Regions from separate parts of the Mus musculus genome. Here region 2 is linked to region 1. The links are chromatin contacts, found by Hi-C or POLR2A ChIA-PET in ENCODE. All regions are on one chromosome and are shown on one strand. The core of a region is the stretch at or near the end of the contact, and the rest is flanking DNA. Distances in the headings are between cores, read along the strand shown.

Evidence for each region. A loop is a pair of places that touch in the nucleus more often than their neighbours do. ChIA-PET counts read pairs that join two places held with the same protein, here RNA polymerase II (POLR2A).
Region 2: a map of T-helper 17 cell shows a loop between it and region 1 (9-fold over the local background). The contact joins the promoter of Dnajc21 here to the promoter of Rpl37 in region 1. A Hi-C loop is called at or near these places in 1 of 37 maps with a recorded cell type or tissue (T-helper 17 cell). POLR2A ChIA-PET finds 5 or more read pairs at or near these places in 1 of 5 experiments (embryonic stem cell).

Annotation. Positions count from the first base shown.
Region 1 is chr15:5,114,366-5,119,196 of GRCm38, reverse strand. Rpl37 (ribosomal protein L37) reads right to left here and starts at 2,584. Exons shown (of 4, transcript NM_026069.3): 1 at 2,513-2,584; 2 at 1,775-1,910; 3 at 1,494-1,578; 4 at 57-630. The coding sequence starts at 2,515. The coding sequence ends at 561. It overlaps Snord72 (small nucleolar RNA, C/D box 72), which reads right to left and starts at 776; the gene lies at 717-776. It also overlaps a transcript of Card6 not described here.
Region 2 is chr15:10,468,633-10,473,463 of GRCm38, reverse strand. Dnajc21 (DnaJ heat shock protein family (Hsp40) member C21) reads left to right here and starts at 2,948. Exons shown (of 12, transcript NM_030046.2): 1 at 2,948-3,199. The coding sequence starts at 3,103.

The DNA.
Region 1 (4,831 bases), core at 1,335-3,834:
CAGCCATAGTAAGGAAACCACACACCAATCTTAAGTCTACACGGACTATGAGTTCTAGTAAGATGAATTAAGAGTTTTAATGTGTAGCTCTGATCCCCAACTCATAGATCCACCTGTCACCAAGTGCTGGGAATAAAGGCTTATCTTGCTTGGCTTTATTCAAGTAAATGTTAAAAATCAGAAACTACAGGATAAGTAAGAGCTCAAATCATTTAAGTCCCTTACAGACTGTAAGCGTCTTAAGACACTGTAGGCATGGTAGTGATATAACCACACCAGTAACTGTCCTCATCTCTAGCAAGCCTGCTCGTTCAGCTCATCACTCACCCACTTCCATGCCCAGGGCCAAGCAAACACGATGGGGACCGAGACAGGCTCAGAGTATCTTTCCCGAGAGTCCACCCAGCCCCTCCCAGCTTCGGACCCACAGGAACTATGAAGGAAGAAGCGTAGGATCCCAGAGCAATCATATAACCGAACTCTGAACCGATGTTAAAGTACCTTAGATCACCACAGAATTTTTGAAAGCAGAACATTTATTTTATGACTGATTGAAATCCTTAAGAAGAACTGGATGCTGCGACAGCTGCCCTCTTGGGTTTCGGCGTTGTTCCCTCACGGAATCCATGTCTGTGCCATGTTAAAGATAAGAAAAAAAGTTAAAGCAGCAATATCAAACATTGCCTCCAAATTGATCAAGCAGACCGTAATGAGCTTATCTCAGTTAAATGCTGAAATCATTATAGCAGTCATATGTTCAGACATTTATTTTTTAGGACATCATTGATAAGCTATTAGTTTACCCTAATCAAGACACCCACATTACATTAAAGTTAACTGTCTCAACAATTTTGGGCTCATTTTCCCTATTTCCACAAGAACTAAAGTATTTATGAAGCTATTCCTTAAGCTATAAAGGACAGGTCCTGGCACCTTTCCTTTAGTAACAGGAAACACTGACCAAGCTTAACAGGATCTTGAAGCTGCTCAACTCAGAAGTCTAAATGTTAAGTAGCACTCATTTCTACTCAATACTACATAGGAAGATGAGTGATTCTAAGCACATAAAGGTTAATCAGGCTCAAAACATGCCACTAGCCTATCAAACACTAGCAAGCCACTACACATCAAGTTCACAAAACTGGACTGAGTTTAAAACAGAGACAAACACAAAAGCACCTGTCAAAGCACAGACCCCACAGGAAAGTCTAAGAGGGGGGCTGGGGATTCTGTACTTTTAAGGAACATCAAGGCCTAGCCTCCAGTAAAAAGATACCCATCTATGTTATGACTGGCACCCAGAACAGCTTAGCAGACTTGAGCAAAGTCTGGAGGCAGATCCAAGTAAGCTGCCCCCCAGATCCCACTCATAGTCTTGACAAATGTGGGCGTCTCAGGCCCACACCAAACCCCAGTATCATTCCTACCCTTCAGTAAGAGTGCAAAGTTTCATCCTACCCTGGAGGACCAATGACATTTAGCCAAAACTGTACCTGAATCTGCGGTAGACAATCTTTAGGTGCCTCATCCGACCAGTCCCGGTAGTGTTTCGTCTCTTAGCCTTGGCACTCCAGTTATCTAATAAAAAAAATAGGATTCCAAATGGTTTTCCCAAGCACCCAGTGTCAGCCCATTTTCTCAGTAGTGTCATTACTATGTTTTAACCACTCAGCCAACAAACCAACCTCCAAAGTTGTTGCGTGCCAAATGTGTTTTCTATTACATCGCTACCTCAGGTCAAGGTAAAAGCCCGCCTGCGGATTACAGTACTTACACTTCCTCTTGCGCTTGGCAGGGTAGCCACACTTGCCACAAGTCGACTTCTGAAGGTGGTAGGCCTTGGAGCCACAGCGGCGGCACAGCGTGTGCGTCTTGTTGCGACGCTTACCAAAGGATGACGTTCCCTTCGTCTGCACATTAAAAGAAAAAGCAGGAAAAAAAACCCCACATATAAGCAACTCTGAAATCTGACTTCTCAATGTACTCTGGCATTTTCTTAGCAATGAGTATGGATGAGACGTAAACAAGATCCACACGGGACAAAACGGTGTAAAGATTTAAATCTTAGCACACAGGTAGGGTAGGTAGGAAGCACTACCGGCTATCCACACGACCATTATAATGCCTTACTCTGCGCGGACCTAAGCCTCCTTGGCTTTAGGCGTTAAGGACAACATTCTGCCCGTCTCTCAGTCGCGGTACTGCCCACCAAGCAGCCGGTTTCTCGGCGGCTGGGGACAGATGTCCCCAAGCCTGTCCTGATCACCCACCCGGGGCTGCAGTGCGTACGTCTCCTCCAAAGCCCAGAGAGACCCACAGCGGCGCTAGGACCGTGGGCCGGGCTCTGCACACAGCAGCCATCCTTCCAGTTCCTGCGGACCACAGCACGCCGTCTCCTCGCCCATCAGCTCCCCTCACTCGCAACCTTGTCACCGACGCGCCGGGCAACAGGCAGGACAGCCCGAGGAAGAAGGATGGAGAGAGATTTACAGAGCCCAGAAACCACACTCACCATCTTGCTTCTACCGGCGAGGCCAAAGAGACCGGAAGAGAAAGCACCCCCGCCACTTCCTGTGGATAAGCTTCCGCCCAGGAAACTACTTCCGGCGGGTCTTGGTGCAGCCCTATCAGGCCTCGGGTGCGGAGGTGTAGTCTCCCGGGCGAGAGAGCCAGGGAGCCGATTGGGCTGCAACACCGGTAGGGGGCGTGCCTGGCGCTGTGGCTCCGCCCTCCCCAGCGGCCCGCCTCCTGGTTGGAGAGGGTTTCTGGCGGTGTCGGGGCTGCTGCGGTGTTGGCAGTCCGTCTGGTTTCCGGTCCCGGGGCTCGAGGGGAGTCAGACACCCAGTGCGTGGCGGCGCCCCTGGCGGTTGTGCAGTGCTGGGACTGGGATCCCGATCCGGGAAAGCCAGCCTTCCCAGGTTCGTTTTGATGTGGCCGCTCGCTTGCCTGTATGGAGAGTTGGTGAGAGGATGGAGTCACGAAGTGTCTCGGCGAGGGTAGGAGCTTAGTTAGCTTCTGACTCGGGCCGACTCGATTTCACGCGGTGGTCATTCAGAGGCCAGTTGTTTGATCGCACTCAAGGAATCACACGCGGAACTTGTTAAATAACAGCTTCCAGCCAGCGCGCCGCCACCAGGAAATCTGACCCTTTTAGACTTGAGTACAGTTTGCAAGTCTGTACTGTATAAAACACTTTCCTAGATCATTTTGAAATAAGTAACCCTAGACATCCTTGATTAGCGCTAATGCAACTGTCTGTCCGCAATCCCAGTAGGAAACATGGAGAATATAGTACGAACATTGATGAATTGGGGAAAAGTCTCAGTCATACCATCTACATACTTTCTAAAACAAATGTGAGAATCGCTAGTCTATCACATTCAAAAATCTTAAGATAGTGGACAGCAGAACAAAGCAAACACCAAGGAAGCTTTTTGTTTTGTTTTGTTTTTTGTTAGCAAATCGTACCAATTTCTTCTAGGGGAGGGGAGTAGAAAGAAAAATGTATAATCCTTTCCACTCAGAAGTAGTAAACTGAAATCAGAGGAGGGAGGAGATAGGGCACACGGGAGAGAAAGCAAACAAGCATTCAAATGGTTGAACTGGACTATAAATAAGTCTTAGGAGACTGGGTGGCAAATTGCTATAAATTTAGTAGCATGAAGCAACACAGATTTAGTCAACGGGTGTAAACTTTCAGTTATGGGAAATAAATTCTAGGGTCCTCTTGCATTACTGTACCTACAGATAACAAAATTGTATCGCACACTTAAAATTGTATGGCCTCTGCCTCCCAAGTGCTGGGATTAAAGGCGAGCGCCACCACTGCCGGCCTCATTCACAGTTCTGCTGGGAAGCACAAGTGAGGCTTGGTTTGACTAAAATTGAAATGTAGTGCTGAGGTGTAGCTCTGCTCAGTCGCTGTTTAATTGCTGTCTTTCACCTTGCAGGCCAGTAATAACCTACCTTACGTTGTAGTACAGTTTTCTGTGTTCTTCTACTTTTAAGACCGCTTGTTACTACATTCACCCCACCTAGATAATTTCTCCATCTCAAGGTTAACTAACCTGAAACCTTAGTGCTCTCTGCCACCTCAGGATTTATCACGTCACTGGATGCTCTCGCTTGGAGTACTAAACAGCTCTTTTGGGATGGGGTCATGGAGTTGTGTCTACAGCATTGACTATGAAAAATGACATTAGTGAAGAAAGGGTAGGCTGGGCGTTAAACCACCAAGGAGCCCACCCTCAGAGGCAGGATGTCACTGACCTTATCCAAAGACGTGCCTACAGCTGAAGTTATCAGACAGTGAAATCATTTTTTCTCTCTAAAGTGAGTTTGTTCTTTGTGGTGTGCAGGAAATCCGCACATCGGTTTTTGTCCTGAAATTTATGCTCCAGAGCCTTGTAGGAAGCCCTTCAAGTTTCCAGGCTTCTACCCAACTGCTAGGTTTAGGTAGGTCCGCAGCGGCGGCGGGAGCGTGTCCACAGCGGCGGGACATTATTTTTTCTTTTCTGTTCTTTACATTTTTAAGACAGGGTTTGTGTTGCCCAGGCTGATCTCAAACTCTTGAGGCCAAGTGATCCTCCTGCCTCAGCCTCCCAGGTGCTGGCAGGTAGTGTTAAGGTACGGCACCGAGTTTGGCAGCTTCTGAAACTGAGTGGGCCATTTTTGTTTTGTTCCTTGGCTGGCCTGGAACTAGCTATGAAGACTGGGCTAGTGGAGAGCTCACAGAGGTCCTTCTGCCTCGGCTTCTGGAGCCATGGGATAAAGGAGAGTGCCACCACACCCAATGTCAGATAAAGGATTTTTTTTTTTTAAGATTTATTAT
Region 2 (4,831 bases), core at 1,699-4,198, 5.4 Mb before region 1:
CAATTTTCCTTTTGCATTTTTTTTTCCTCTTAATTTCTCTTTTTTTTTTTTCTGTTTTTTTTTTTCTTCGAGACAGGGTTTCTCTGTGTAGCCCTGGCTGTCCTGGAACTCACTCTGTAGACCAGGCTGGCCTTGAACTCAGAAATCTGCCTGCCTCTGCCTCCCATGTGCTGGGATCAAAGGTGTGTGCCACCACGCACGGCTCCTCTTAATTTCTCTAGTCATAGTTTTAAATTAACAGTTTAATTTGGGTTTTTTATTCCCCAAATTGCATTCCTTTCACTCACAGATCACTTATACAAAATCAGTATGTTTAATTAAAATGCCTTTTTAACAGAATTTGGTGACTCATGCCTGTAATCCTACCTAGCTCTAGAGACCTACTGGCTGCAACTATAGACCTGCAAGTTCCAGACCAATTTCGACTACATAGTCTCAAAACCAACCAATGGAAGATGACTGAAATAACATCCAGTTTAACTCTGTATTTCAATCCATTGTAATGGGCCAAAATAGATGACCTTCACCCCAAAGCAGTAAAGAAATTTGCAGAGTTTACAAACAAGTACACATGGCTGAAGGGGAAAATCCTCCACCCCCTAATCCATTCTCAGGAGAAGGAAGATCCTAGGTATCTTGCAAACCCAAACTTTTCCAGCCCTATCCGTTACCACCTTAACAAATGATGGAGAAAATAGGCAACTATTTAAGTAATGACTTAGATATCTAATATGTAGAGAAACTGCTGAAGCTCAGTTGGGTTTTATGATTGTGTAGGGGGCAGGATATTAAGGAAAGGACTGTCACCTTTATCTGTTTAGTTGCTCCCTGTACCGAAGATGCTATCAATGAATGTCTTTGCTATATATTATTAAATAGAACCCACAGCTACCTGATGTATGTAAACATTCCATCTTAAAGTTATTAATGTGCTTTCATAGGCTTTAGGATACCATTTTGACATCTAATAGATTGGAATAAATGTACAGACATCTCATCATGTATGTAATATAGACTACTCCAGCCCCCAAAACCTGTTGGCTAAATACTACCCCATGATTGTATTCTCAAGCCAATTAAGCTAATAGCAGAAAGTTAGGATTCAAGAGAGATACATGGCTGGTTAAGCTAGTAAAGTCTCAAACATTGGGGCAAAAGGCAGAGGTCCGTCCAACTCACCATATCAAAAGCAGACTTGGCCTTCAGGTTCTCCCCGCATCCCTAAGTTCCTACCTGTTATAGGCATAAAGTGTCCTTTACCCTCTACCAAGGACTTTCCAGCCCAGGAGCTACACTTCCCCCTGAGGCTCTTCCCTGTATAACCCAGCCATTTCAGTTACCTGCTTCTGGTCTTACTCTACGCCTCCCCTCCCCCCTCCCCTCTCCTTATGTGGCTCAGGGTCACACTCACTCTGGACTCTGCCTATGCTCTCCCTTATCTCCACAATAAACTTTCTCCTCCACCAAACCTAGGAGAAGTCATGTCCATTTATCTATCATCTATCTATCTATCTATCTATCTATCTATCTATCTATCTATCTACCTGTCATTCAGCACTCAGGTTTCTCTTAGGTCATATAAATATCTTAACTTTTATTAAATATTTCCATGTAAAGGAACAGGTTTTTGCGGGTTGTAAAAAAAAAGACATGTATTTAAAAATTATTTTATTTTTTTAAATCAGAAAGCTGGTTTTAAACTCATGGCAATCATTTTTGTTTTGGTCTCCCAGTTGCTGGCAATCACAGGCATGAAACATCATCTCTAGTCAGGCAACTCAGTCTTCTAGAGTTTGCAAACAAAAGCACACAGGGAGGAAGAAAAAAAAAATGTGTCCACCCCCACCCCACCCCACCCTCATCAAGGAAAGTTCTCAGGAGAGGAAATGCTTTATATAAACTTTTTGTTGTTTTGTTTTGTTTTGTTTTTCAAGACAGGGTTTCTCTGTATAGCCCTGGCTGTCCTGGAACTCACTTTGTAGACCAGGATGGCCTTGAACTCAGAAATCTGCCTGCCTCTGCCACCCAAGTGCTGGGATTAAAGGCATGTGCCACCACCGCCTAGCTCCTCTTTTCTTTTTAAGGTCTTGTCTTAGCAAGGCTGGATGTTAAGACATTTCACAACACTGGTTAGTTGATGTTTCTTTATGACTTATTCTTAGGAAGAGTACTTGTTATGATGTGGACATTTTCTGCTTAATATATGTGTAAAAGAACCTAGTCTGGCTGTGGAGGCCAGTAAGCCCAGCACTTGGGAAGCAGAGACAGGATCATGAATTTAACTCATTATTCAAGCAGGCCTTGAATTCACAGATAATTGAAGGTGTGGTTCGGAATTCCTGAATAAACTGGCCTCTGCCTCCTGGGTGGAGGCTGGGATTAAAGCTGTGTTCTTCATACCGGGCACCTAGCCTGGCTTTTGGTACGCTACCTTTAAGATGCTTTAAAAACTGATTTAGGCAATGACCTTATTTACTGTCCCTTATTATGCATTATCAGGCAAGATGGGGGGGGGGGGGAATTAAGAGATCCTAGGAAGTGGTAGCTGAAGAGAATTGAAAAGATGGTAAATCCCGGTGTGTTTCCACCACGAACTTCTGGCTGAAACTCAGCACTTAACTCCTTGAAGCTCCAGTTGCCTCGTCTGCAGAGAACTAATCCGAAGGTCCGGAAGGTATTTCCCAAACTACTTCCTTATCAAGCCTACCTTGCCCTGCCTTCAGGCCGGCTAGGAGTGCCACCCAAACAGCCTACTGTGTCCCTCACAATGACTCTCGGCGTGGCTCCCCCGCCCAGCCTCCCCTGCCCAGGCCCCGCCTCCGCGGCGCGCCGCTCCCCCGGAACCCAGCCCAGCCCCCGCCCATGCGGAGCTGTCGGCGCCGCCCCCTCCGCGCGCCCGCGTGCCGCAGCCCGCGTCGTCCACCGCCGCGCGCCTCCGCCACCCCGCGCCGCTGCCGCCGCCGCCGCCGGGCTCGCTGGCTGGCGGGCTGCTGGCGCCGGGCTCCCGCCGGAGGAGAGGACAGCCAGCGCCGCCGCTGCGGCTTCTGCCCGGGCCCGGGCGTCGGCCCCGCCCCGGGCCCCGGCCCGGTGTCCAGCCCCGCCATGAAGTGTCACTACGAGGCGCTGGGGGTGCGGCGCGACGCCAGCGAGGAGGAGCTCAAGAAGGCCTATCGGAAGCTGGCCCTGAGGTGGCACCCGGGTAGGTGACCGGCGGGCGGGGACCCAGCCGGCCGACCCCGGGCCTGGCGGGGCGCACGCCGTGGGGACGGCGGGGCCCTGCCCGCACCGCCGAGGGGAAGCGGGCTCGGCGCTCAGCCGCCTCCGGCTCCTGCGGCCGGGCTGCCGGCCCCTCACGTCGCCCGGCCAGCCGGGGGACAGGCTTTTAAACAGGCCCGCTCGCGCCCGCCTTCCCAATGCCCAGGCTCCCGCAGACCCGGCCCCGCACGGGACACGAGTTTGCCACGGCGGGAGACCTGGGCGAGGTTCCTTAGGAGTTTGCTTCCCCGGCATGGTTGCTGTGGTTGTGAAACGGGTCTGCGGGACTTTTGGCGAAGTCTCTTCATCTACCAGGCTTCGAAACTTCGGAGTTGAACCCCGTCTGTTTGGGAGTCCCGAGGCTCAATCCCGCCTCTCTGGGTACTGGGAATTAAAGCCAGCGCCGCGCACCTGCTGCCAGGCGCTCCAGCATCCACAACACCGCCCCTGGTTTTTTTTTTAACGAATCACTTTTGAGATGGGGTCTCTCGCTACGTTGCCAAGGTAGCCTTTGAACGAGTGATCGTCCTGCCTCACCTTACCAAGTAAATTACATGCAATTACTTGGGATTACTGTCCATTGCCATCAGGCATGGGTGATTTTACATACTTTTTTTTCTTCGTGACTGGTTTACCTGTTTTTTGTTGTAGTTGTGTTTTAAGAATAGTTTCGGTTTACCTTTAAGCTGTTCTTACCAGAGTCTACAGAAGATGGATAGTCATATAAATGACTAATAAGTTTGGAGTGTTTGTTTGTTTGTTTAAAGGAGGAAAAAACGCCATATAACGCAAACAAGTTGAAGCTCAGTTTTTCTCATCCCTGTCGAGAAGATGCAAGTCACATGCATGAGGGTATAATATGTAGATTTTGGTTTTTTGTTTTGTTTTTAGCTGGTTTTTTGTTGTTGTTGTTGGTTTTGGTTTTGGTTTTTCGAGACAGGGTTTCTCTGTGTAGCCCTGGCTGTCCTTGAACTCACTCTGTAGACCAGGCTGGCCTCGAACTCAGAAATTCACCTGCCTCTGCCTCCCAAGTGCTGGGATTAAAGGCGTGTGCCACCACTGCCGGGCTATATGTACATTTTGAAATGCTAAAACAGGGACTTCAGTCTTGTTAGGAAAACAAGCCTTGCACATATGGACGCAAACTATTTGTCTGAGTAAAATAGTGTCATTGCTGTTTGGGTTAATACAGCAACTAGTGAGCACTCATGTAATGGGGTCTGGGTTCCTCTGTGTACCTAGAGATGCTGAGGCATCAACACAGGGAGGGCCTGGGACTGTCCTGTTTCAGGAAGAGCACAAAGGTGGGCCAAAGAAGTCCCAGGGGAATGGAGGGCAGTACTTACTGGGGAAGGATATAGAATGGTTTGCAAGAGTGGAAGACTGGAGACCCTAGTAAATGGAACAAAAACCATAAGTATTGGTGTGATAACAATAAATGAGAAACGTGTGCACACACCTATTGAAAGGGCAGAATTCTTATCATAGCAGGATGTCAAAAGAAATAGTCAAGGTAGATAAATCCAAAGAAAACATACGTTGTCATAGTGTAATGGCTAGTTCTCATTAGAAGCTG